Linked DNA regions of Homo sapiens: all the other regions are linked to region 1. A link is a loop called in an ENCODE intact Hi-C map of the cell type or tissue named here. Cell type or tissue: PC-9. All regions are shown on one strand.

What was found. Peaks named below come from ENCODE experiments on the same cell type or tissue, not always from the same donor. Only the 100,000 strongest peaks of a DNase experiment are listed, where the experiment ranks them.
Region 2: it touches region 1 in a loop (4-fold over the local background); 17 of 110 quality-filtered maps call a loop at or near these places.
Region 3: a loop joins it to region 1, with 9 times the contacts of the local background. A loop is called at or near these places in 102 of 110 quality-filtered maps.

The regions. Positions count from the first base shown.
Region 1 is chr19:18,407,227-18,415,226 of GRCh38, forward strand. It overlaps a transcript of SSBP4 not described here. Among named protein-coding and RNA genes, the nearest start is that of SSBP4, 8.2 kb to the right of the region's middle. RefSeq lists enhancers at 935-1,435, 1,197-1,296, silencers at 3,483-3,582, 3,603-3,652 and a cis regulatory region at 7,247-8,000. In PC-9, CTCF peaks have their summits at 1,181 (motif pointing left), 1,382, 3,551 (motif pointing left) and 3,752; DNase peaks (open chromatin) are centred at 3,405, 3,525 and 7,385; H3K27ac peaks cover 870 bases.
Region 2 is chr19:18,247,125-18,255,124 of GRCh38, forward strand. CIST1 (colon, intestine and stomach enriched 1) reads right to left here. Exons shown (of 4, transcript NM_001396036.2): 2 at 4,940-5,347; 3 at 3,188-3,348; 4 at 2,910-3,053. The coding sequence ends at 3,006. It also overlaps a transcript of PDE4C not described here. Among named protein-coding and RNA genes, the nearest start is that of CIST1, 4.2 kb to the right of the region's middle. RefSeq lists an enhancer at 1,217-2,120. In PC-9, CTCF peaks have their summits at 4,883 (motif pointing left) and 5,092; DNase peaks (open chromatin) are centred at 4,817, 6,797 and 7,787; H3K4me3 peaks cover 1,750 bases; H3K27ac peaks cover 2,148 bases.
Region 3 is chr19:18,345,759-18,353,758 of GRCh38, forward strand. All of the region lies in intron 2 of PGPEP1 (pyroglutamyl-peptidase I), which reads left to right. Among named protein-coding and RNA genes, the nearest start is that of PGPEP1, 9.2 kb to the left of the region's middle. RefSeq lists an enhancer at 357-939 and a silencer at 3,896-4,104. In PC-9, CTCF peaks have their summits at 3,953 (motif pointing right) and 4,155; a DNase peak (open chromatin) is centred at 3,973.

The DNA.
Region 1 (8,000 bases):
GGGGTTTCACCTTGTTGGCCAGGCTGGTCTCGAACTCCTGACCTCAGGTGATCCTCCCACCTCGGCCTCCCAGAGTGCTGGGATTACAGGCGTAAGACACAGCACCCAGCCCAAAGCATGACTTTTTAATAACATGAGAAGACCTTGTTTAAGGTCACATGGCCTTGTTAGTTATAGTAATGTTTTTTTTGTTGTTGTTTTTGTTTTTGAGACGGAGTCTCGTTCTGTTGCCCAGGCTGGAGTGCAGTGGCGTGATCTGGGCTCACTGCAAGCTCCGCCCCCCGGGTTCACGCCATTCTCCTGCCTCAACCTCCCAAGTAGCTGGGACTAGAGTAGCTGGGACTACAGGCGCCCGCCACCACGCCCGGTTAATTTTTTGTATTTTTAGTAGAGACGGGGTTTCACTGTGTTAGCCAGGATGGTCTCGATCTCCTGACCTCGTGATCCACCCACCTCGGCCTCCCAAAGTGCTGGGATTACAGGTGTGAGCCACTGTACCCGGCCTTAGTAATTTTTGTTTTGTTTTGTTTTTTGACGCAGAGTCTGGGCTCAGTCACCCAGCCTGGGGTGCAGTGGCGCAATCATGGCTCACTGCAACCTGCACCTCCTCGGCTCAAGTGATCCTCCTACCTCAGCCTCCCAAGTAGCTGGGATTACAGGTGCACACCACCACACCCGCCTAATTTTTCTATTTTTCTGGTAGAGACAGGGTTTCACCACATTGCCCAGACTGGTCTCAAACTTCTGGGCTCAAGCAACCCTCCTGCCTTGGCCTCCCAGAGTGCTGGGACTACAGGCATGAGCCACCACGCCCGCCCTGCTGGTTCTAGTAAAATTTTAAAAGCCACTGAATACCTTTGGGAGAGTCGTGGGGAAATAAAACGTGGCATGAAGGCAGCCATGGTCGGCCAAGCATGTCCCACCTGTGAGGCTTGCATTTCTTGGCTGACAGTGACGCTGACCACGGGAGGCCACGTCATGGCCACATGGCTCTCTTGAGAGCAGTCTTCAACCACAGACGGAAGGAGAGTTGGCTGTAAATGCCTCCGCTCCCTCCACCCTCAGGTAGGACAACAGAAGCACCTCTTCTGTTGCTGTCTCCCTGAGAAAGGACCCATTCCTGGTGGCCCACGTTGAACCTGCTCGCTGGCACCCCCTGCAGGGCTCCCCTTCCCTTCCTGCCTCTTTAACCCCCAGGAGGGCTTCTGGGATCACCTCTCAGATAATGCCCCTGAATTGAGTCTTAGAGTCTCCTTCACCAAGCCACCAATTTTTTTTTTTTTTGAGACTGAGTACCGCTCTATCTCCCAGGCTGGTGTGCAGTGGCACCATCACGGCTCACTGCAAACTCCGCCCCCCAGGTTCAAGTGATTCTCCTGCCTCAGCCTCCTGAGTAGTTGGGATTATAGGCGCCCGCCATCGCACCCGGCTAATTTTTGTATTTTTAGTAGAGACAGGGTTTTGCCATGTTGGCCAGGCTGGTCTCGAACCTGATCTCAGGTGATCCGCCTGCCTTGGCCTCCCAAAGTGCTGGGATTACAGTCGTGAGCCACCGCACGCGGCCCAAACCACCAAATTAAGACAGTTCTTTTGGTTTGTTTTTTTGAGACAAGGTCTCACTCGGTCACCCAGGCTGGAGTGCAGTGGCGTGATCTCACTCACTGCAACCTCCACTTCCTGGGCTCAAGCGATCCTCCTGGCTCAGCCTCCCATGTAGTGGGGACCATGGGTGTGGGCCACCACACTTGGCTAATTTTTTGATTTTTTGTAGAGATGAGGGTCTTGCTATGTTGCATAGGCTGGTCTCAAACTCCTGGCCTCAAACGATCCTCCCGTCTTGCCCTCCCAAAGTGCTGGGATTACAGGCATGAGCCAACATGCCCGGCCTAAATCAGCAAATTATAAAGGAGATTAGACAGTAATAGTGCTGTGGTGCTGATCTGCCTATGGAGTGGCCATTCTTTTTTTTTTTTTTTTTGAGACAGAGTCTCGCTCTGTCATCCAGGCTGGAGTGCAGTAGTGCGATCTGGGCTCACTGCAACCTCTACCTCCCAGGTTCAAGCGATTCTCTCGCCTCAGCCTTCTGAGTAGCTGGGATTGCAGGTGTGCGCCACGTCAATTGGCTAATTTTTTGTGATTTTGGTACAGATACGGCTTCACCATGTTGCCCATCTGTTCTCGAACTCCTCAGCTCAGGCAATCTGTTTGCCTCGGCCTCCCAAAGTGTTGGTATTACAGGCGTGAGCCATGGCGACCAGCTGTAGCCATTCTTTTATTATTTTACTTTCTTAATAAATTTGATTTCACTTAAAAAAAAAATGCCATGGCCAAAAAATTAGAGTCAAGGAGTCGGGAGAGTAGGATGGTTCAAAGATTTTTCTTGTTTTGAAACAGAGTCTTGCTCTGTCACCCAGGCTGGGGTGCAGTGGCACAATCATGGCTCCACCACATCCAGCTAATTTTTTATTTTTTGTAGAGACAGGAGGTCTCACTGTGTTGCCCAGGCTGGCCTCAAATTGCTGGCCTCACGTGATCCTCCCTCCTCGGCCTCCCAAATGCTGAGATTACAGGCATGAGCCACCGTGCCTGGCCTGGTTCAGTTTTTGTTTTTTCTTTCTTTTTTGAGTCTGAGTCTCGCTCTGTCATCCAGGCTGGAGTGCAGTGGCTCAATCTCGGCTCACTGAAATCTCTGTCTCTCAGGTTCAAGCGATTCTCCTGCCTCAGCCGCCTGAGTAGCTGGAAATACAGGCGCATGACACCACACCTGGCTAATTTTTGTTTTTTGGAGACGGAGTCTCGCTCTGTCGCCCAAGTTGGAGTGCAGTGGCACGATCTCGGCTCACTGCAAGCTCCGCCTCCCGGGTTGAAGCCATTCTCCTGCCTCAGCCTCCAGAGTAGCCGAGACTACAGGCGCCCGCCACCACGCCCGGCTAATTTTTTTTTGTATTTTTAGTAGAGACGGGGTTTCACCGTGTTAGCCAGGATGGTCTCGATCTCCTGACCTCATGATCCGCCCGCCTCGACCTCCCAAAGTGCTGGGATTACAGGCGTGAGCCACCCCGCCCGGCCTAATTTTTGTATTTTTAGTGAAGACAGGGTTTCACCATGTTGGCCAGGCTGGTATTGAACTCCTGACCTCAAGTGATCCGCCCACCTCGGCCTCCCAAAGTGCTGGGATTACAGGCGTGAGTCACCGCGCCCGGCCTGGTTCAGTTTTAAACGGGCTAGTCAAAGAAGGCCTCTCTAGAAAAAAATATGGACAAACAAGAAAAAAAGATGCGCAGGGAGGAGTTCAAAATGGGGACAGGATTTTTGGGGGTGTGGCGTGACTGGGTGATGTTTTCTATATTTGCCTCCTCCTTGCCATGAAATAATTCAATACAGAAATATGTAAATATACATTTGTAAGCCGACCTGAGAGCAAGGGCAAGGTCAAGAGAGGCAGACTAGATTCCACCGCTGACCCTTGGGGTCTTAGCTCAGGGAGGCCTCAAGGGGATGCTGGGGGCGGGACCTGCTGGGATTCTCAGGAGTTGCTACATTGAGTCTCTGCTGCCCTCAAGTGGTTATATTCGGAACCGCAGGTGCTGGCTGCCTTGGCGAAGGCAGGCAACTCCGTAGACCACACAGAGGAGTTCAGCACAGAGGGGACATTGGTAATCTTTAGTCCATTTGCTCAGCAACAAATATTTGTTGAGCACCTACTGTATGCCAGAAAGTGTTATAAGCGCTAGGGACACAGCCCTGAACAAAACATACAAATTTCGGCCGGGCGCGGTGGCTCACGCCTGTAATCCCAGCACTTTGGGAGGCCAAGGCAGGAGGATCACTTGAGGCCAGGAGTTCAAGACCAGTCTGGGTAGCATAGTGAGACCCCCTTCTCTACAAAAGAAAGCAAAACATAGAAACCTCCTGCCCGCATGGAGCTCAAGGGTTCCTGGGGCAATAAATATGCAAAAATTAACAAACAAGATATCCAGGAAGGGTCAGGTGCATGGGCTCACGCCTGTAATCTCAACACTTTGGGATGCCAAAGTGGGCAGATCACCTGAGGTCAGGAGTTTGAGACCAGCCTGGCCAACATGATGAAACCTTGTCTCTACTAAAAAAATACAAAAAGTAGCCGGGCGTGGTGGCACACACCTGTAATCCCAGCTACTCGGGAGGCTGAGGCAGGAGAATTGCTTGAACCCAGGAGAGGGAGGTTGCAGTGAGTCAAGATTGCGCCACTGCACTCCAGCCTGGGCAACAGAGCGAGACTTCGTCTTAAAGAAAAAAAAAAGTATCCAGGAAGATCCAACAAGGTAATATAATCCAAACAGAGGTTTGGGGACCTCTCCGAGGGTATGTCACTGGAGCTGAAGCCTGAAGGATGAAGAGAAGCTGGCCATGGTGTACAGTTGTAGAAAAGGTATCCCGGCCAGGAGAAAACCCAATGCAAAGGCCCTGGGGTGGGATGACCTGGATGCATTTAACATAATCATGTCAAAACATGCTCAATATCAGGTACTTACCAAGTGTGGACTCTGTGGTGTTGTTAAGCCAAAGGACCCCCAGAAGGGAAGAAAAGACTCGTGTCCCTGTACCATCCCGAGAGGGATGGACCTTAGGGTACCACAGGAAATCTTTCTTCCACCAGTAAGAAGAGAGACTGAATCTGGGCACAGTGGCACACATCTGTAGTCCCAGCTACTTGAGAGGCTGAGGCGAGAGGATCGCTTGAGGCCAGGAGTTCGAGACCAACCTGGGAAACAAAGTCAGACCCCCCACACACACACACAAAATAAAATTAGCTGGGCTTGGTGGTGCACGTCTGTTGCCCCAGCTACTCGGGAAGCTGAGCTGCGAGGATCGCTTGAGCCCAGGAGTTTGAGGCTGCAGTGAGCTGTGATTGTGCCACTGCACTCCAGCCTGGGTGACAGAGTGAGACTGTCTCTAAAAAAAGGAGGATGAGGGCCAGGTGCAGTGGTTCATGCCTGTAATCCCAGCACTTTGGGAGGCTGAGGTGGGTGGACCATCAGGTCAGGAGGTCAAGACCAGCCTGGCCAAGATGGTGAAACGCCGTCTCTACTAAAAATACAAAAATTAGCCGGGCGTGGTGGCAGGCGCCTGTAATCCCAGCTACTCGGGAGGCTGAGGCAGAGAATTGCTTGAACTCAGGAGGTGGAGGTTTGCAGTGAGTCGAGATCGCACCACGGCACTCCAGCCTGGGCAACAGAATGAGACTCCATCTCAAAAAAAAAAAAAAAAAAAAAGGAGGAGGCGGAGGCTGGAGCTCTAGACAGACGAGGTGAGGAATGGGCATTGTCAGGGTACCTCGAAGTCAGATCTGGTGCCTCCACTCCCTGATTTGTGTCCCCAGGCAAGTTGCTTTGCTGCTCTGAACCTTTCTCAGACATAGGTGAGTGCCACCTATGGGTCTCTCACACGACACCCTTGATGCCGTGATGAGCCTCAGTTTCCCCATCTGTAACATGGGGAGAAGAAATGACAGCCAGGAGTGGTGGCGCACACCTGTGGTCCTAGCTACTTGGGAGGCCAAGGTGGGAGGACTGCTTAAGCCCGGGAGGTGGAGGCTGCCAAGGCAGCTGGTTGAGGTTCAGCGAGAGCACTGAAGCAGAGCGCTGGGTGCACGGTAGCTGGGGCTTCCAGTAGCTGGCTCTGAGTTGAAGATTCAAGGGCAGGTGGGATCAGGTGGGGTGAGGGGATACCTGGGAGGTGACCCCAGGAAGCTCCTGGTAGGGAATGGGACATGAGACAGGAAGGGAAGGAGCCCTACAGGGGGCACCAACTGCCAACAGACATGACACATGTGGATGAGTGGCGCTCAGCCCCGCCTGGGACAGCTGGGGGACAGTGTAGATGCTCATCTCAGAGGGGTCCCACTCAGGGGCGAGGAGCGTGGGGTGTTTTGGTTTGGGTTTTTTTTTTTTTTTTTTTAGACGGAGTTTTGGTCTTATTGTGGACGTGGGGGAGGGACGACGAACGTGAGGGTGGGAGGTTGTAGGTTCAGCAGAGGCTCCTCGGCCAGGAGTGCAATGGCACAATCTCAGCTCACGGCAACCTCCGCTTCCTGGGTTCAAGAGATTGTCCTGCCTCAGCCTCCTGAATAGCTGGGATTACATACAGGCACGCGCCACCACGCCTGGCTAATTTTTTGTAATTTTAGTAGAAATGGGGTTTCACCATGTTGGCCAGGATGGTCTCAAACTCCTGACCTCAGGTGATCCACTCGCCTTGGCCTCCCAAAGTGCTGGGATTACAGGCGTGACCCACCACACCCAGCCCTGTGGGGTGTTTATCCACCCCCAACCTCATTTTGATTTCCCAGAAAACAGACCCAAGATGGCACACTGAGAATGTGGGGCACATGGGTATCCGGCCATGGGAGCTGGGGAAGGGCCCTGCAGGGGGTGCCCAGGAGCAGGGGAGGTCGTGGGAAATGAAGCTCAGTCCTGTCGGAGACCTTAGGGAGACTGGCATGTCCTTAGACGGGGCATTCCCAGGGCAGGCACGGTGGTGGCTCACACCTGTAATCGCAGCACTTTGGGAGGCCAAGGCGGGCAGATCGCCTGAAGTCGGGAGTTCAAGACCAGCCTGGCCAGCATGGTGAAACCCCGTCTCTACTAAAAATACAAAAATTAGCCAGGTGTGGTGGCAGGCACCTGTAATCCCAGCTACTCAGGAAGCTGAGGCAGGAGAATTGCTTGAACCTGGGAGGCGGAGGTTGCAGTGAGCCGAGATTGTGCCACTGCACTCCAGCCTGGGCAACAGTGCAAGACTCCATCTCAAAAAAACAAACAAACAAAAAAAACGGCATTCCCTCGGCCAGAGAAAGCTACAGGTGAGGAGTAGCAGAAGCTGGCGGTGGGGAGTGCAGCCACGTGGTTAGGCCCAGGATGGGCTGCAGCCAGCGTGCACCCAGAGCTACCAGCAGCTATTACAGACCCTCCTCCTAGACCTGGGATTTCTAAGAGACACCTCGAGTCTCCCAGACCAGACAGGGTACTGGAAGCACTCTGATGGGTGGGGTATTGCCTCTGGGTCGCTCACATGACGTCCTTGGTTCCTTTACGAGCCTCAGTTTCCCCATCTGTAACATGGGGAGAAGAAATGATGGCTGGGCTTGTTAGTGCATGCATTTGGTCCCAGCTACTTGGGAAGCTGAGGTGGGAGGATCACTTAAACCCGGAGGTTGAGGCTGCAGTGAGCTATGATTGTGCCGCTGCACTCCAGCCTGGGTGACAGAGTGAGACACCCATATCTAAAAAGAAAAACTAGAGATGCTGCCACCTTCTTTGGTCTGGAAGGAGGACATTACCAGAGGATGGAAGCCAGTTCCCAAGGGTTAGTATGACTCTGGAGTTCAAGTGCAGGGCAGAGGGGTGGGGCTTCGATGTGTGGCCGGTGAAAGCCACACAAGGTGCTAGAAGCACAGAAGTGTACCGGCTTTGGTTAAGCTTTGTGGAGGACGGACGTGGGGGTGTGAGTTGCAGGTTTGGCAGAGGCTTCTTGGCCAGGCCCTCCTGTATCCCTTCTGTCACCCGGAGTCCCTCGCAGCCCTGTGGGATTGGTGGCATGACCCAGTGGCTTGGAGGGGTCACTGAAGTTCAGCTGTTTCCCGGTCAAGGCCACACAGTGAGCCAGGGCACAGCTAGGTTCAAACCCAGGCCCAGAGCCTCTATCTGTGAGTTTCCGCCTCCAGGCAACTAGTCTTGGGGTATAATCCCCATTTCAGAAACCCTAGCTGGCTGTCCAAGGAGTGAGGCTGTCTGAACACCCCTCTGCCCATGCTGGCCACCCCCAGCCTTCCTGAGTCAAAGGCCCAGCTCCTCCCACCCCCCACCCTCGACCTACCCTCGTGTTCACCAGCTGCTGTGGCTGCTCCCACCCTGGTGTTGTTTGGGTTTTAATTTTTGTGTTGCATTTAGAAAATTACCCATAATTACAGCTTCTGAGAGGAAACGGTCTCCTAGCGCAGACCCGGCTCCCAGCTGTGG
Region 2 (8,000 bases), 160 kb before region 1:
TTTTCTTGGGTGAGTCAAAACCTTGTGTCCAGGCACAAGGGATCTCCTGCTCCCAAAAGCAGTGGCCACAGCCCTGGGCTGGACAGTTGGATCAGGTCCCCAATTCCCTGGTGGCCTCTCTGGGCCTCAGTGGGCCCCTGTGAGCTGGTCCCCGAGCAGCTCTAAGTGTTTCTTTTTTTTTTGGTGGTGGGGACAGAGTCTCACTCTGTCTCCCAGGCTGGAGTGCAGTGGCGTGATCTCAACTCACTGCAACCTCCGCCTCCCAGGTTCAAGCAATTCTCCTGCCTCAGCCTCCAAGTAGCTGGACTACAGGCATGAGCCACCATGCCCAGCTAAGTTTTTTGTGTGTCTAGTAGAGACGGGGTTTCTCCATGTTGGCCAGGTTGGTCTTGAACTCCTGACCTCAAGTGATCCGCCTGCTTCGCCCTCCCAAAGTGCTAGGATTGCAGGCGTGAGCCACCGCGCCTGGCCAGCTCTGGGTATTTCTCAGTAGAGGGTCTCTGGGATCTCCCCACCATGGCCTGGGCCACCCCCACCCCCTACTCACTTCACTCAGCAGGAAGGAGAGTGTTGTCCTGCTGTGCCTCATGCTGCTGGCATCTGTGGCCCTGCAGAAATGGTTCTGAGACCTCCAGACCACTGGGAGCCCAGGTACGGCCCTGTGGGACACCCCCTAGACAGAAGCTCACTCCCACACTCTCTGCACCCTCCCTTGAACCCCAAGGAACTAAATCAAGGTGGCATGGACCACACCACAGGCACCAGTGTGAGACACCCGCCCGGACCTTGCAGCGGTCCCCATCCAGGGACAGCAGCCAGGTGCCCAAAGCCCCTCCCCACACCTGTCCAGGTTCAGCAGCCTGGGTGGGGGCATCAGGACTGGCGAAACAAGGTCTCCTGGCCCCAGACACATGGGAGACCCATTCAGCTCCCAGAGTGGCTCTGATGGTTTCAGGGGGATTACGAGACCCCAGCACCTCTCCTGAGACGCCCCCAAGCTCAAGAATAAGCTTGCTCCAGGAGGCCCAGGCATGTCTGGCACTTACCACCACTGCGGAGTCCTGCCTGGGTCCCATGACCTGCTGGCTAGTGAGGGAAGGAGGGGAGAAAATGACCTGACCAAGAGGGAGGCCCAGGGCTCCCTCAACACCCACTCAGCGGAGCCCCTTAACTGTCTGGGCACCAGGCCAGGACATAATCCACACACTTTCCTTGGGTGAGGCTCCCAGTGGGTGGAGGGCAGAGTGTCCAAGAGGGCCTGAGGGGACGAGAGAGTGGCCAAGAGGGTGGCCGGGCATGGAGGGGGAGGGGCGGGGAGGGCAGAGGAAGGAGGGGGGAAGGAGGGAAGGGAGGCGTAGGAGTGAGGAGGCTGGGTGAGAGGTGTTAAGATTAATTGTTCATGTGTTTGCATATGATAGAGTGAGAGAGAGGGCGCGAAGGAAGATGGTGGTAGGGGACCAGCAGCTCTGGGAAGGGGGGGATTTTATCAACTCAGGGTCTAGGATATCTGCTTCCAAGCAGAGCCCATGGGGTGTGGCCTAAGGAGCTTGGGGGCTCCAGGAAAGTTGCCCGCTGTGCTGTGCCGCCCCGGGTAGATCAAAGACCCTCTCTGGTCATTGGCTGGGCGCGGTGGCTCACGCCTGTAATCCCAGCACTTTGGGAGGCGGAGGCGGGTGGATCACGAGATCAGGAGATCGAGACCATCCTGGCCAACATGGTGAAGCCCCATCTCTACTAAAAATACAAAAAAATTAGCTGAGTGTGGTGGCAGGTGCCTGTAATCCCAGCTACTTGGGAGGCTGAAGCAGGAGAATCGTTTGAACCCAGGAGGCAGAGGTTGCAGTGAGCTGAGATCGTGTCACTGCACTCCAGTGTGGGCAACAAGAGCGAAACTCCATCTTATTAAAAAAAAAAAAAAAAGAATGGCTTGAACCCAGGAGTCAGAGGCTGCAGTGAGCCAAGACTGCACTACTGCACTCCAGCCTAGGTGACAGAGGGAGACTGTCTCAAAAAAGAAAAAAAGAGAGAGAGATGGGGTTTTGCCATTTTGCCCAATTTGGTCTCAAACTACCAAGCTCAAGCAATTCACCCACCTCAGCTTCTCAAAGTGCTGAGATTACAGTGGTAAGCCACCATGCCCGGCACCCCCAGTTTTGTTTGTTTGTTTTGAGACAGGGTCTCACTCTGTCACCCAGACTAGAGTGCAGTGGTGCAATCTCAGCTTACCGCAACCTCTGACTCCCAGGCTCAACCAATTCTCCTGCCTCAGCCTCCCTAATAGCTGGGATTACAGGCACACACCACCACGCCTGGCTAATTTTTGTATTTTTAGTAAAGATGGGGTTTCACCATGTTGACCAGGCTGGTCTTGAACTCCTGACCTCAAATGATCCACCCACCTTTGCCTTCCAAAGTGCTGGGATTACAGGTGTAAGCCACTACGCCTGGCCCTATTTTTTTTTTTTTTGAGATGGAGTCTTGCTCTGTTGCCCAGGCTGGAGTACAATGGGGCGATCTCAGCTCACTGCAACCTCCGCCTCCCTGGTTCAAGCGATTCTCTGCCTCAGCCTCCTGAGTAGCTGGGATTACAGGCACCTGCCACCACGCTCAGCTAATTTTTGTATTTTTAGTACAGACAGAGTTTCGCCATGTTAGCCAGGCTGGTCTCAAACTCCTAAGCTCAGGAGATCTGCCCGCCTTGGCCTCCCAAAGTGCTGGGATTACAGGTGTGAACCACCGCACCCAGCCAAGTGAGCTCCTGATTCTTATCTGTCCCTGCCTTGAGTCTGTGGATCCCCTGAAAGTAAAGACATGGTCCCCACTGTGACCCCAGCACAGAGCCCAGCACATAGTAGGTGCTCAGTTAATGTTTTCACACGAGTCCATAACTCGTGTTTTCACACGAGGCCTTGGATGAATGGTAGGGGCTTTATTTCCTCAGGTTCTGCTCCTCCCCAGGAACCCCAGCCCCATCCATGCCCCCATCTCTGTTGGCTCCTCAGGGCTCACTCCTGGAGGTGGTGGGCAAAGGACAATCTGTCATTCACGGATCCCTGAGGAAGGAACACACAGGGAGGCATTCAGACACCAAAAGGCTCTGCAGCCCAGGTTGGCCCTGCTTGGGATAGCAGCTCCCCCAACCATGCCTTGGCCCCAGGGCTGAGCCCCCAGCCCAGCCCTACCTTACCATGGACACCTCGTCCAGGTTCTCAAACTTGGACTCATTCCGGTGACAGAATCTCACAGCCATGACCACAGACCCGATGAGCAAAAGAGACACCAGCAAACACACGACCACCACCACACTCGGGTTCCTGTGTAACTCACGGGGCCCAGTGTCACCTGGAGCTGGGGAAAGGAACTCAGAGTCAGCACTGGGTCCTATTCCCCACAAGCCTAAGACACCCACCAGGGCCCAGAGCCTTTTAAAATCTGTTCTCAGGAAGCTGACCTCTCTTCCCTCTCCAGTTGAGGCTGCCACTTTTTAATCATGTATTTTAGAGACAGGGTCTCACTCTGTCACCCAGGCTGGAGTGCAGTAGTGCAATCACAGCTCACTGCAGCCTCTATCTCCTGGGCTCAAGTGATCCTCCCACCTCAGCCTCCCAAGTAGCTAGGATTACAGGCATGCACCACCATGCCTGGACAATTTTTTTTTTTTTTTTTTGAGACAGGGTCTTGCTCTGTCACACAGGCTGGAGTGCAGTGACGTTATCTCAGCTTACTGTGACCTCCATCTCCAAGGATCTAGTGATCCTCTTACCTCAGCCTCCCCAGTAGCTGAGACTACAAGTGTGTGCCACCACACCCAGCTAATTTGTGTACATATTTAGTAGAGATGGGGTTTCACCATGTTGCCCAGGCTGGTCTTGAACTCATTGGCTCAGGTGATCCACCCGCCTCGGCCTCCCAAAGTGCTGGGATTACAGGCGTGGGCCACTGAGCCCAGCCTAATTTTTAAATTTTATTTAATCAATTACTTTATTTATTTTTGAGATAGAGTCTTTTTTTTCCCCCCCGAGATGGAGTCTTGCTCTGTCTCCCAGGCTGGAGTGCAGTGGTTCAATGTGGGCTCACTCCAACCTCCGCCTCCTGGGTTCAAATTATTTTCCTGCCTCAGCCTCCCAAGTAGCCCGGATTACAGGCGCCCGCCACCATGCCTGGCTATTTTTTGTATTTTTAGTAGAGACGGGGTTTCACCATGTTGGCCAGGCTGGTCTTGAACTCCTGACCTCAGGTGATCCTCCCACCTTGGCCTCCCAAAGTGCTGGGATTACAGATGTGAACCACCACGCCCAGCCATTTTTATTTTATTTATTTATTTATTTGAGACAGAGTCTTACTCTGCCACCCAGGCTGGAGTGCAGTGGCACGATCTCAGCTCACTGCAACCTCTGCCGCCTGGGTTCAAGCGATTCTCCTGCCTCAGCCTCCCGAGTTGCTGAGATTACAGGCGTCTGCCACCACGCCTGGCTAATTTTTGTAGTTTTAATAGAGACGGGGTTTCACCATTTTGGCCAGGCTGGTCTTGAACTCTTGACCTCGTGATACACGCCCCCCCCGCCCCCGCCCCCGCCCTCGGCCTCCCAAAGTGCTGGGATTACAGGCTTGAGCCACCGCGCCCCGCCATTTTTAGATTTTTTTGTAGAGACAAAGTCCTGCTATTTTGCCCAGGCCCAAATACATAATGTATAACCTGTCTCCCCACCACAGCAAGTATTAGTTTCTCTCTTTGCCCATCGCTGCGTGCCCAGCCGTGACATACACTAGGCACTTAATAAATGCGCATAGCATGAAGAGCTTTAGACAATGGAGCAGAGACAAGAAGCCCTTCCTAGAGCATTCTCGGGGCTGTACCTCCCCCTGGTGGTCAGTTCCAAAACTGCAGCCTGTTACACCCGCCACCTCCCTACAAACACCCAAATCTCTTAATACTCACCTGGGCCAGGGGGCTCCAAGGTCTGGTCAGTGGAGGTCAAGGGCTCCGTTCCGGGGCTGTGGGAAGTGGGGCTCCAGTGCGGGGTCAGGGATTCGGAACTGGGGAGGGTGGAATGGGAAGAGGGGGTGAGCTCTGCACTGGGGGAGCCAGAACTAGGGTGCGTGATTGTCTCTGGTTGTGGGGAGGAGGGTATCATCCTTGAATCTGTGGAGCTGGGGCTCGGCTGGATGGTAGGGGTTGCCCCTGAACTTGAGGGGCTGAGGTGGGTTATGGAGTCTGTCTCCAAACTCATGGTGCTGGAGTAGGATTTGGGGGGTTCCCCTGAACTGTGGGTGCTGTGGGCGAAGGGAGAAGAAATCAGAGAGCTGACAGGTGATGTCTCCATACTGTTCTCTGAGGTCACAATATCTGGAAAGAAAAACTGGGCGCGGTGGCTCACGCCTGTAATTCCAGCACTTTGAGAGGTCAAGGTGAGAGCATCACTTGAACCCAGGAATTAGAGACCAGCCTGGGCAACATAGCGAGACCCTCTCTCTCTCTCTTTCTCTCTCTCTTTTTTTTTTTCTTTTTTTGAGATGGCGTCTCGCTCTGTCACCCAGGCTGGAGAGCAGTGGTGCCATCTCAGCTCACTGCAACCTCCACCTCCTGGGTACAAGCAATTCTCCTGCCTCAGCCTCCCAAGTAGCTGGGATTACAGGCGTGCATTACCACGCCTGGCTAATTTTTGCATTTTTAGTTTCACTGTGCTGGCCAGATTTGTCTCGAACTTCTGACCTCAGATGATCCACCTGCCTTGGCCTCCCAAAGTGCTGGGATTACAGGCATAAGCCATCATGCCCAGCCTTTTCATTTTTATTTTTAATTAATTTATTTTTTTGTCCAGGTCATAGGGAGACCTGAAAGATTTAGGACACCATGTGAGCTCTCAGTGGGAAACTGAAGCTCCCACTCAAATTCATGCTCCTGGTCTGAAGTCCCACAGCCTGGGTTCAAGTGCAGATCAGCGTTCCCAGTCCTCTTGGCTGAGAGCTCTAGAAGCCCTTTGGATATGGGAAGTGACTGCATCCCAGGCAGTGCTGGGCAGCTCCTTTAAATTTTCTGGGACTCAGTTTTCTTTTCTGTAAAATGGAGTTCATGTGGAGTTGGTGCCTCTGACAGTTCATCAGTCAGGTTCATAGTGGGTGTACACAAGCTGGGTGCTCCCAGCTACTGGGGAGGCTGAGGCGGGAGGATTGCCTGACCCCAGGAATTCAAGGCTGTAGTGCGCCATGATTGCGCCACTGCACTCCTGCCTGGGAGACATAATGAGACCTTGTCTCTACAAAAAAATAAAACAAAAATTAGCCAGGCATGGTGGTGCATGCCTAGTCCCAGCTACTCAGGAGGCTGAGGTGGGAGGATCGCTTGAGTCCAGGAGTTCAAGGCTGCAGTAAGCCATGATCATGCCACTGAACTCCAGCCTAGGCAACAGAGTGAGACTCCGTCTCAAAAAAAAAAAAAACACACACACACAATAGAATAGAAACACAGTGGGTGCACAGTGACACTCAACTATAAAGATCCACCTATGAGCTCAGAGAGGATCAGCCCTAATTTTCTCCAGGTAGCCCTAGGCTAACCTCAACTTTAATGGAAGACACAAAGACACAGGCGCTGGGAACATGTCTCCGGAACCCACCCTTCTACGTGTTGGTCCAGCTACTTCCTGGCTCACATCCCATCCCAGGCATGGAGTCCAGGGACCAGGCTGAGGGCAGGTAAGCAGTTCATGAGCCACCTCCCACAACGACTTCCCACCCAGTTCCAGGTGACTGGGCCTCTTAGGCACTTACAAGTTCATTCATCAACTCTCTGCTCCACCCATGCACTCTGCTCTGGGCCAAACTTTGTGCTTCCTCCTTGACTCACCCTAGGCAGCAGAAATGCGGAAATAACACACAACACTGGCCCTGAGAGGGGGCTGGGTCCACATGCCACCCTCCCCAGATCTCTATGTAGCCCCCCAGGCCCTGTGGGGATGACGGCTGAGTCTAGAAGAGGCATGGAACTCAGGCTGGGCTTCATCCCCATTTGACAGATGAGAAACTGAGGCTCAGAGTAGCAGAGGGTCTGGCCTGAGGTGACTGGGGAGCTGGGAAGAACGCCCCTCAAGGACCCTTGTCCTCTGTTTCTGCTGAAATGAAGATGATTCAGAGGCCAGAGTGGACCCCAAGCCAAGTCAGAATTCTGGGGAGCTGAGTGCTTAGTGAACTGAGGAAAAGCTGTGGACTTGAAAAAGGAAGAGTTGGAGGACACAAGCCCTGTTGAGTGCCTGGCACTGAGTAGGCACTGGTGAGCTGCTGAAGGGTTGACCAGAAGGTAAAAATAAAGATGTTTCTAGGCACTGTGCTGGGTGTTTGCTCTCCCCAGAGACTCCTAGACTGGGAGGCTCACATGAGCCAAGTCAACCAGTTCTAATCTGGGTCTGGGACAAGCTGGACTGAGCCTCAGTTTCCTGAGCTATGAAATGGGGATAAAAGTGGTGCCTTCTGAATGAAACCCTTCCCTGCAATGAGCATTTCAGCAGCCATGGTGGCCTCTGCTCTGCTATTACAGGTCTGTGGGGTAGGACACCGGTCAGAGAGAGTGACAACATAGTGGCAGGTAAAGGGCAGAAAAAGGGAATGCGAGAAGCTCAAGGCTCCTCCCCTCCACCCTAGGCACTGTCTTATAGGAGAGCAAGAGGGAATTAAGTCAGACACCCAGAAGAACTTCTCATGGGAACCACAGATGTTTGATGACCAGGAAGTGAGTCCCTGTTCCCTGGAACCCCCATGGCCCTGAGGTCTTCACCATTCTCCCTTTGGGGATTGGCTAAAAGCAACAGATTTGAAAAGGAGCCCAAAAGTAGGTGTGAGGCCATCTGTGGCCTCCAGCAGGTTCAGGGCTCACTGGAGTTGCAGGACCCACAGCCCCAGGGCTTGGGAGCAGCGGTGCCTCATCTGTCCTCACAGCTGCTCCGTTTGTTTCTGGGGGAAAACCCAGCCTTCCTCGGAGGGTTGGCGGACCAGCGTGGCCTGAG
Region 3 (8,000 bases), 61 kb before region 1:
GCCAGGCACAGCGGCTCACGCCTGTAATCCTAGCGCTTTGGAAGGCTGAGGCGGGCAGATCGCTTGAGGTCAGGAGTCAAGACCAGCCTGACCAATATGGTGAAACCCTGTCTCTACTAAAAATACAAAAATTAGCCAGAAATCACTTGAACCCAGGAGGCAGAGGTTGCAGTAAGCCGAGATTGTGCCACTGCACTCCAGCCTGGGTGACAAAGCGAGACTCTGTCTCAAAAAAAAAAAAGAAATTTTACATATGTGCACCCCCAAGGGCCAGGTCAAGATCTCGAACATTCTCTGGTTCTTCCTCGCATTCTTCACAGAAGCCCCACATAGCCTCTCCCCCAAGTACTCCCAAGCCCTCCCGATGTAAACCTCTGCAGACTTTTTTGCGCCAGTAGGTGAATTTTGCCTGTTCCAGAAGTTGGCAGGAACAAGCAGCTTCCAGGTGCCACACCTCTGCGAGAACCGCCCCTGGAGTTGCTGCTTGGTTCCTTCCTGTCCTGGATTTGCCTGTTAGAAAGGTGTCACTGCTGGATGGGTTGAATCCATTCCTCCAAAAAATGTGCCCTGGAGTGTTGTTGGTGTAATGCAGGCAACTGTTGCCAGGCGTCACCTCCACCCAAAGATGGGTGTTTTGTTCTGCACTGTGGGTGGCAATTGCTTCCTGCCGTGACCGATTTTTCGGAAGCTCCTCATCCTTCAGGGACCCCCTAAGTACTTCTCTGTGTCTCTCCCCTCTTGCTCCCTCTGGGTCTCTCTCTGTCTCTTTCCTTTCTTCTATCTGTTCATATCTGTGTCTCTCTTCATCTCTCTGTCTCTTCTGTCTCTCTCTCTGTCACTTTCACCTTCTCTATCTGTGTGTGTCTGTTTCTCTCTTTTTTTTTTTTTTTTTTTTTTTTGAGACAGAGTTTCGCTCTTGTTGCCCAGGCTGTAGTGCAATGGCACAATCTCAGCTCACCGCAACCTCCGCCTCCCAGGTTCAAGCAATTCTCCTGCCTCAGCCTCCTGAGTAGCTGGGATTACAGGCATGTACCACCACGCCCAGCTAATTTTGTATTTTTAGTAGAGACAGGGTTTCTCCATGTTGGTCAGGCTGGTCTTGAACTCCCGACCTCAGGTGATTCGCCCACCTCGGCCTCCCAAAGTGCTGGGATTACAGGTGTGAGCCACCGCACCCGGCTGTTTCTCTCTCTTGTGTCTTTCTTCCTCTCCCTCTCGTCTCTTTCTGCCTCTCTCTCTCTGGGTTTCTCTGTTCCTTCCCACCTCGTCCCTTCTTTCTCTCTCCGTTTCTCTCTTTCTCGCTCTCTTTTTTTTTTGAGACAGGGTCTCACTCTGTCGTCCAGACTGGAGTGGAGTTCAATGGTCGATTGAACGAGTGAGGTGAGCAATCTCAGCTCACCTCATCCTTGACCTCCCGGGCTCAGGTGATCCTCCCGCCCCAGCTTCCCCATTAGCTGGGACTACAGGCATGCACCACCACACCCAGCTAATTTTTTTTTCTTTCTTTCTTTCTTTTTTTTTTTTTTTTTTGTAGAGATGGGATTTGGCTATGTTGCCCAGACTGGTCTCAAACTCCTGGGCTCAAGCCATCCTCCTGTCTTAGCCCCTCAAAGTGCTGGGATTACAGGCATAAACCTCCATGCCCATCCTTCTCTGTTTCTCTCTGTCTCCCTGTCTCTCTCTCTCTCTGGGTCTTACTATCTCTTCCCCTTTCTCTCTCTTCCTCTCTATCTTTGTTAATCTCCGTGTGTCTCAGTTTCTCTCCCTGTGTGTGTCTCTGTCTCCTTGTTTCTTTCTCTCTGAATCTGTCTCTTTCCCCTTCTCTCTCTCCCCATTTCTGTTTCTCTCTGACTCCATCTCTCTGTCTCTGTCTCTCCTTTTTTTTTTTTTTTTGAGACAGGGTCTCACTCTGTCACCCAGGCTGGAGTACAGTGGTGCCATCTTGGCTCACTGCAACCTCTGCCTCCCGAGTTCAAGTGATTCTCCCGTCTCAGCCTCCCAAGTAGCTGGGACTACAGGTGCACGCCACCACGCCCAGCTAATTTTTGTATTTTCAGTAGAGACGGGGTTTCACCATATTGGTCAGGCTGGTCTCGAACTCCTGACCTCGTGATCCGCCTGCCTTGGCCTCCCAAAGTGCTGGGATTACAGGCATGAGCCACCGCGCCCGGCCTGTCTCCGTCTCTTCTGATCCTTTCTCTTTGTCCCCTGGGTGAAGTCATGCCCACAGCATAGGTGGAACTGTTTCCCACCCGCAGTGTTCAGGAGGTGGGAGTTGGTGGGGTACAGAGGGGACCCCCCCTTGTCTTTCCTGGGATGGCAGCTTCCCCCAGCACCCCAAGCACGAGGCACCATGTGTCTCGTGTGTCCCGTCTCCCCTACCTCTCAGGGTGGACTGGGGCACTGGCTGTGTTTCTCTTCCGAGGAGGTGCAGGTGGGTGTTAAGGGCTGGGGAGCTCCGGGGCTCGGGGCCATCTGGGGTGTCTCTTGCCAAAGCTGGGTGAGGAGGACCCGGGTCACAGAACTTGGTAACATCACGGGACAATTGCTGCCACAGTGAGTCTAGACAGACCTGCTAAGGATATTACCAGGGAACAAAGAGGGTCTTTGTCGTGGGGTCAGGGGAATCGGTCAGACGAGGCTGCGCGGCGGGGTCCTGTCAGGTAGATGGGGTGTAGACAATGGGGCGTCTGCCCGAGCCCCGTCCTTTCACGGTGTATGCTTTGATGGTGCATGAGGCCGGGTGTGCTGCTGGCAAAGTGATGTGGGACTTGGGGTGCCCTGCCCCCCTTCTCCCGGAGGAGAACCATCCAACCCTTTTGGAACAGAGCGTGTTCAGAGGCTAAGACTTCAGCCAGATTACCAGCCACACACTTCCTTCTAGTGCCAGATACACTGTATGGCAGGTGGCTCCCTGCCGTTACCCTATTTAAAATTGAGTGATAATTTACATCAGGCAATGTGAACAGACCTTAAGTTTCCCTATCACTTTGGTGAGAAACTTTTTTTTTGTTTTGAGATGGGGTCTTGCTCTGTTGCCTAGGTTGGAGCGCAGTGGTACAATCATAGCTCACTGCAGCCTCGACCTCCTGGGCTCCGGTGATCCTCTTGCCTCAGCCTCCCAAGTAGCTGGGACTACAGGCATGCACCACCATGCCTGGCTAATTTTTTAAATTTTATTTTTTGTAGAGATGGGATCTCACTATATTGCCCTGGCTGGTCTTGAACTTCCGGGCTCAAATGATCCTTCCACCTCGGCCTCCCAAAGAAGCTGGGATTATAGGTGTGAGCCACCGAGCCCTGCCATCAGGTGGGTCTTGGCAAACACACACATGAACACCTCTCTTGTGACTGCAGGTCTTGGGGTATGTGTATATGCTGACAGTGGTTTTCTTTCTTTCTTGTTTTTTTGTTTGTTTGTTGTTTTTTATTTTTGTTTTTGAGACAGAATCTCACTCTGTCATCCAGGCTGGAGGGCAGTGGTGCAATCTCAGCTCACTGCAACCTCCACCTCCCGGGTTCAAGTGATTCTCATGCCTCAGCCTCCTGGGTAGCTGGGACTCAGCTAATTTTTGTATTTTTAGTAGAGACAGGGTTTCGCCATGTTGGCCAGGCTGATCTTGAACTCCTGGCCTCAAGCAATCCTCCTGCCTCAGCCTCCCAAATCGCTGGGATTACAGGTGTGAGCCACCCACCCCTGACCCTATTTTTCTGAATACAGCTTTCCCTGTTGATTTTTAAAGTAACACATCCCATGAGACTCAAGACATCACCTTGTGCCCATTAGGGAAAAGACAGAAAAGAGGCAGATCTGTTGATATGGGACTATGGGTTGTTTTATTTTATTGTTTTTGATTTTGTAAAACACTGAAATGGTTTAAAAGTCAAAATCATGCGATGAGTTTTTTGCATAGAAGTCTCCCTCCCGTCCCCATCGCCGCTCCCATTCCTTCCTTGCCCAGAAGGTGGCACAGTCTCGCCACGGGTCATGCCGGGAAATCCCTCCAGGTTGGTCCAAACAGAGATTACTCATTCTTTTAAATATTTTCATTTTGTTTTTAATTTTGATGAAATCCAGTTTATCAATTATTTTTCTTTTATTGTCTGTGCTTTTCGTGTCATTTGGTGTGTGGGGGCTTTTTGGTCTTTTTTCGAGATGGGGTCTCACTGTGTTGCCCAGGCTGACCTCAAACTCCTGGCCTCAAGTGGTCCGCCCCAGTAGCTGGGATTACAGGCATGAGCCACTGTGCCTGGCTGCTGATTTGTTTTTTGTTTGTTGGTTTGTTTTGAGACACAGCGAGACTCTAGCTGGAGTGCAGTGGTGTGATCTTGGCTCACTGCAACCTCCACCTCCCAAGTTCAAGCGATTCTCCTGCCTCGCCCTCCCGAGTAGCTGGGACTACAGGCATGCGACACCACGCCTGGCTAATTTTTTTGTGTATTTTTAGTAGAGACGGGGTTTCACCATGTTGGCCAGGCTGGTCTGAAACTCCTGACCTCAAATGATCTATCCATCTCGACCTTCCAAAGTGCTGGGATTACAGGCATGAGCCACTGCACCCGGCCTGTTGATTTGTTTTTAAGAGAAAAGAGCTCTGTGGGTCTCCTCTTGGAGATTAGGGGAAGACGCATTTATAAACGGTAAAATTTTCTCCTCTGGGACGTATTGAATATGAGGTGGGAAAACCAGGCTTCAGTGTAACGATCTCTCTCAATAGCAAGTATGTATTGACTGATCTGCAGTGCAGCAATGCCCCTACTTGGCATTTATGCCCCACCCATCAGCATGAGAAGTTTGCATGAGGACGTTCACTGCAGCTTGGCTTTACAGTAAGGAAAATTAGAAGCCACTTAGATGTTCCAATGTAGGGGAATGTTTAAATCCATAGCGACCAGTTTCTGAGGTGGAGTATTATGCAGCAGAGAAAAGGATGCGCTGAGATCTCCGTATAGTAATGTAGACAGATCTCTGAAATAGACTGCTGAGTGGAGCAAACAGAGTTGCAGGATAAAATCAATGGCTGGGCACAGTGGCTCATGCCTGTCATCCCAGCACTTTGGGAGGCCGAGGTAGGAAGATCGCTTGAGCCCTGGAGGTCAAGGCTGCAGCGAGCGCTGATGGCGCCACTGCACTCCAGCCTCAGTGACCAGAGCTGGACCCTGTCTCAGAATTGCTTTTTTACTGCCTATGAATGGAAAAGCAGCAGTAAATCTTTTTAAAAACTTTACTTTTGGCCGGGCACAGTGGCTCACGTCTGTAATCCCAGCATTTTGGGAGGCCAAGGTGGGCGGATCATGAGGTCAGGAGATGGAGACCATCCTGGCCAACATGGTGAAACCCCGTCTCTACTAAAAATACAAAAATAAGCGGGGCATGGTGCCTGTAATCCCAGCTACTCGGGAGGCTGAGGCAGGAGAATCACTTGAACCCAGAAGGTGGAGGTTGCAGTGAGCTCAGATCGCGCCACTGCACTCCAGCCTGGGTGACAGAATGAGACTCCATCTCAAAAAAACCAAACAAAACTTTACTTTTAAGTGCTGTTGGACTTTGTCTCAATGCAATTTTTAAAAAAGGATAAAATCAGGCCAGGCATGATGGCTCTTGCCTGTAATCCCAGCACTTTGGGAGGCTGAGGCAGGCGGATCACCTGAGGTCGGAAGTTGGAGACCAGCCTGACCAACATGGAGAAACCCTGTCTCTACTAAAAGTACAAAATTAGCCAGGCGTAGTGGTGCATGCCTGTAATCCCAGCTACTTGGGAGGCTGAGGCTGGAGAATCACTTGAACCCAGGAGGTGGAGGTTGCGATGAGCCGAAATCCCGCCATTGCACTCCAGCCTGGGCAACAAAAGCAAAACTCCGTCTCAAAAAAAAAAAAAAAAAAGAAGATAAAATCGATGTAAAAACAAGCCAGATGTGGTGGTACATGCCTGTAGTCTCAACTAAGGCTAAAGTGGGAGGATCGCTTGAGTCTAGGAGTTCAAGACCAGCCTGGGCAATGTAGCAAGACCCCATCTCTAAAAGAAAAAATTCTATGGGATTTCTCAGGTGTGTGAATAATAGATTAGAAACAGGTCTGCATGGGGCTGAGTGCAGTGGCTCATGCCTGTAATCCCGGCACTTTGAGAGGCCAAGGGGGGGCTGATCACTTGATCTCAGGAATTGAAGACCATCCTGGCCAACATGACGAAACCCTGTCTCTACTAAAAATACAAAAATTAGTTGGGTGTTGGCCGGGCGCGGTGGCTCACGCCTGTAATCCCAGCACTTTGGGAGGCCGAGATGGGCGGATCACGAGGTCAGGAGATCGAGACCATCCTGGTTAACACGATGAAACCCCGTCTCTACTAAAAATACAAAAAAATTAGCCGGGCATGCTGGTGGGTGCCTGTAGTCCCAGCTACTCCGGAGGCTGAGGCAGGAGAATGGCGTGAACCCGGGAGGCGGAGCTTGCAGTGAGCCAAGATTGCGGCACGCCAGCCTGGGTGACAGAGCGAGACTCCGTCTCAAAAAAAAAAAAAAAAAAAAATTAGTTGGGTGTTTTCCCAGTACTCGGGAGTACTGTAATCCCAGTACTCGGGAGGATGAGGCAGAAGGAACTCTTGAGGCCGGGAAGCAGAGGTTGCAGTAAGACAAGATCATACTACTGAATGATTTTTGATAATCCATCTCAAAAAAAAAAAAGAAAGAAAGAAACAGGTCTACATGATGTGTGCCCTGTCACCTCTGTGGTGTGAAGATGGGAATTAGTGTAGGTTTGTTGACGGAACGGATGGTGGGGCCTTTGAAAAATATAATTGTCTTTTTTTTTTTGAGACAGAGTCTTGCTCTGTCGCCCAGGCTAGAGTGCAGTGGCACAATCTGGGCTCGCACTGCAACCTCCACCTCCCAGATTCAAGCCATTCTCATGCCTCAGCCTCCCGAGTAGCTGGGAGTACAGGTGCGCACCATCACGCCCAGATAATTTTTGTATTTTTCATAAAGACAGGGTTTTTCCATGTTGACCAGGGTAGTCTCGAACTCCTGACCTCAGGTGATCCTCCCGCCTCGGCCTCCCAAAGTGCTGAGATTACAGGCGTGAGCCACCGTACTCAGCCACCTCTCACTATTATTCAACTTTTTCTGGGATACTGCTGAGTTACTTGGAAACAGGTTGAATCTTTTTTTTTTTTCCTTGAGACAGAGTTCTACTCTTGTCACCCAGGCTGGAGTGCAGTGGCACAATCTCGGCTCACTGCAATCTCTGCCTCCCAGGTTCAAGCCATACTCCTGCCTCAGCCTCCTGAGTAGCTGGGATTACAGGCACCTGCCACCATGCCCGGCTAATTTTTGTATTTTTTAGTAGAGACGGGGTTTCACCACGTTGGCCAGGTTGATCTTGAACTCCCGACCTCAGGTGATCCACCCACCTCAGCCTCCCAAAGTATTGGAATTACAGGCATGAGCCACCGGGCCTGGTTCATTTTTTTTTTTTTTTGAGACAAGGCCTTGCCCCGTTGCCCAGGCCATAGCGCAGTGGTGCAATCTTTGCTCACTGCATGCAGCCTCCCCCTCCCTGGCTCAAGCAATCCTCCCACCTTAGCCTCCCAATTAGCTGAGACTGCAGGCATGTGCCACCACATCCAGCTAATTTGTATTTTCGAGTTTTGCCGTATTGGCCAGGCTGGTCTTCAACTCCTGGGCTAAAGCAATCCTCCTGCCTTGGCCTCCTAAAGCACTGGGATTACAGGCATGAGCCACTGTACCTGGCCAAATTAATCATTTTAAAGTATATAATTGCATGGCATTAAGTACACTCACTGTGTTGCGCAACCATCATCTCTATCTAGTTCCAGAACATTCCATCACCCGAAAAGGAGACCCTGTCCCCATCAGTAGCCATTCTCCATTCCCCTCCCTCAGCCCCTGGCAGCCACTCGTCTGCTTCCTGTCTCTATGGATTTGCCTGCTCTGGGCATTTCATATCAATGGAATCATACAATATGTGGCCTTTTGTGTCT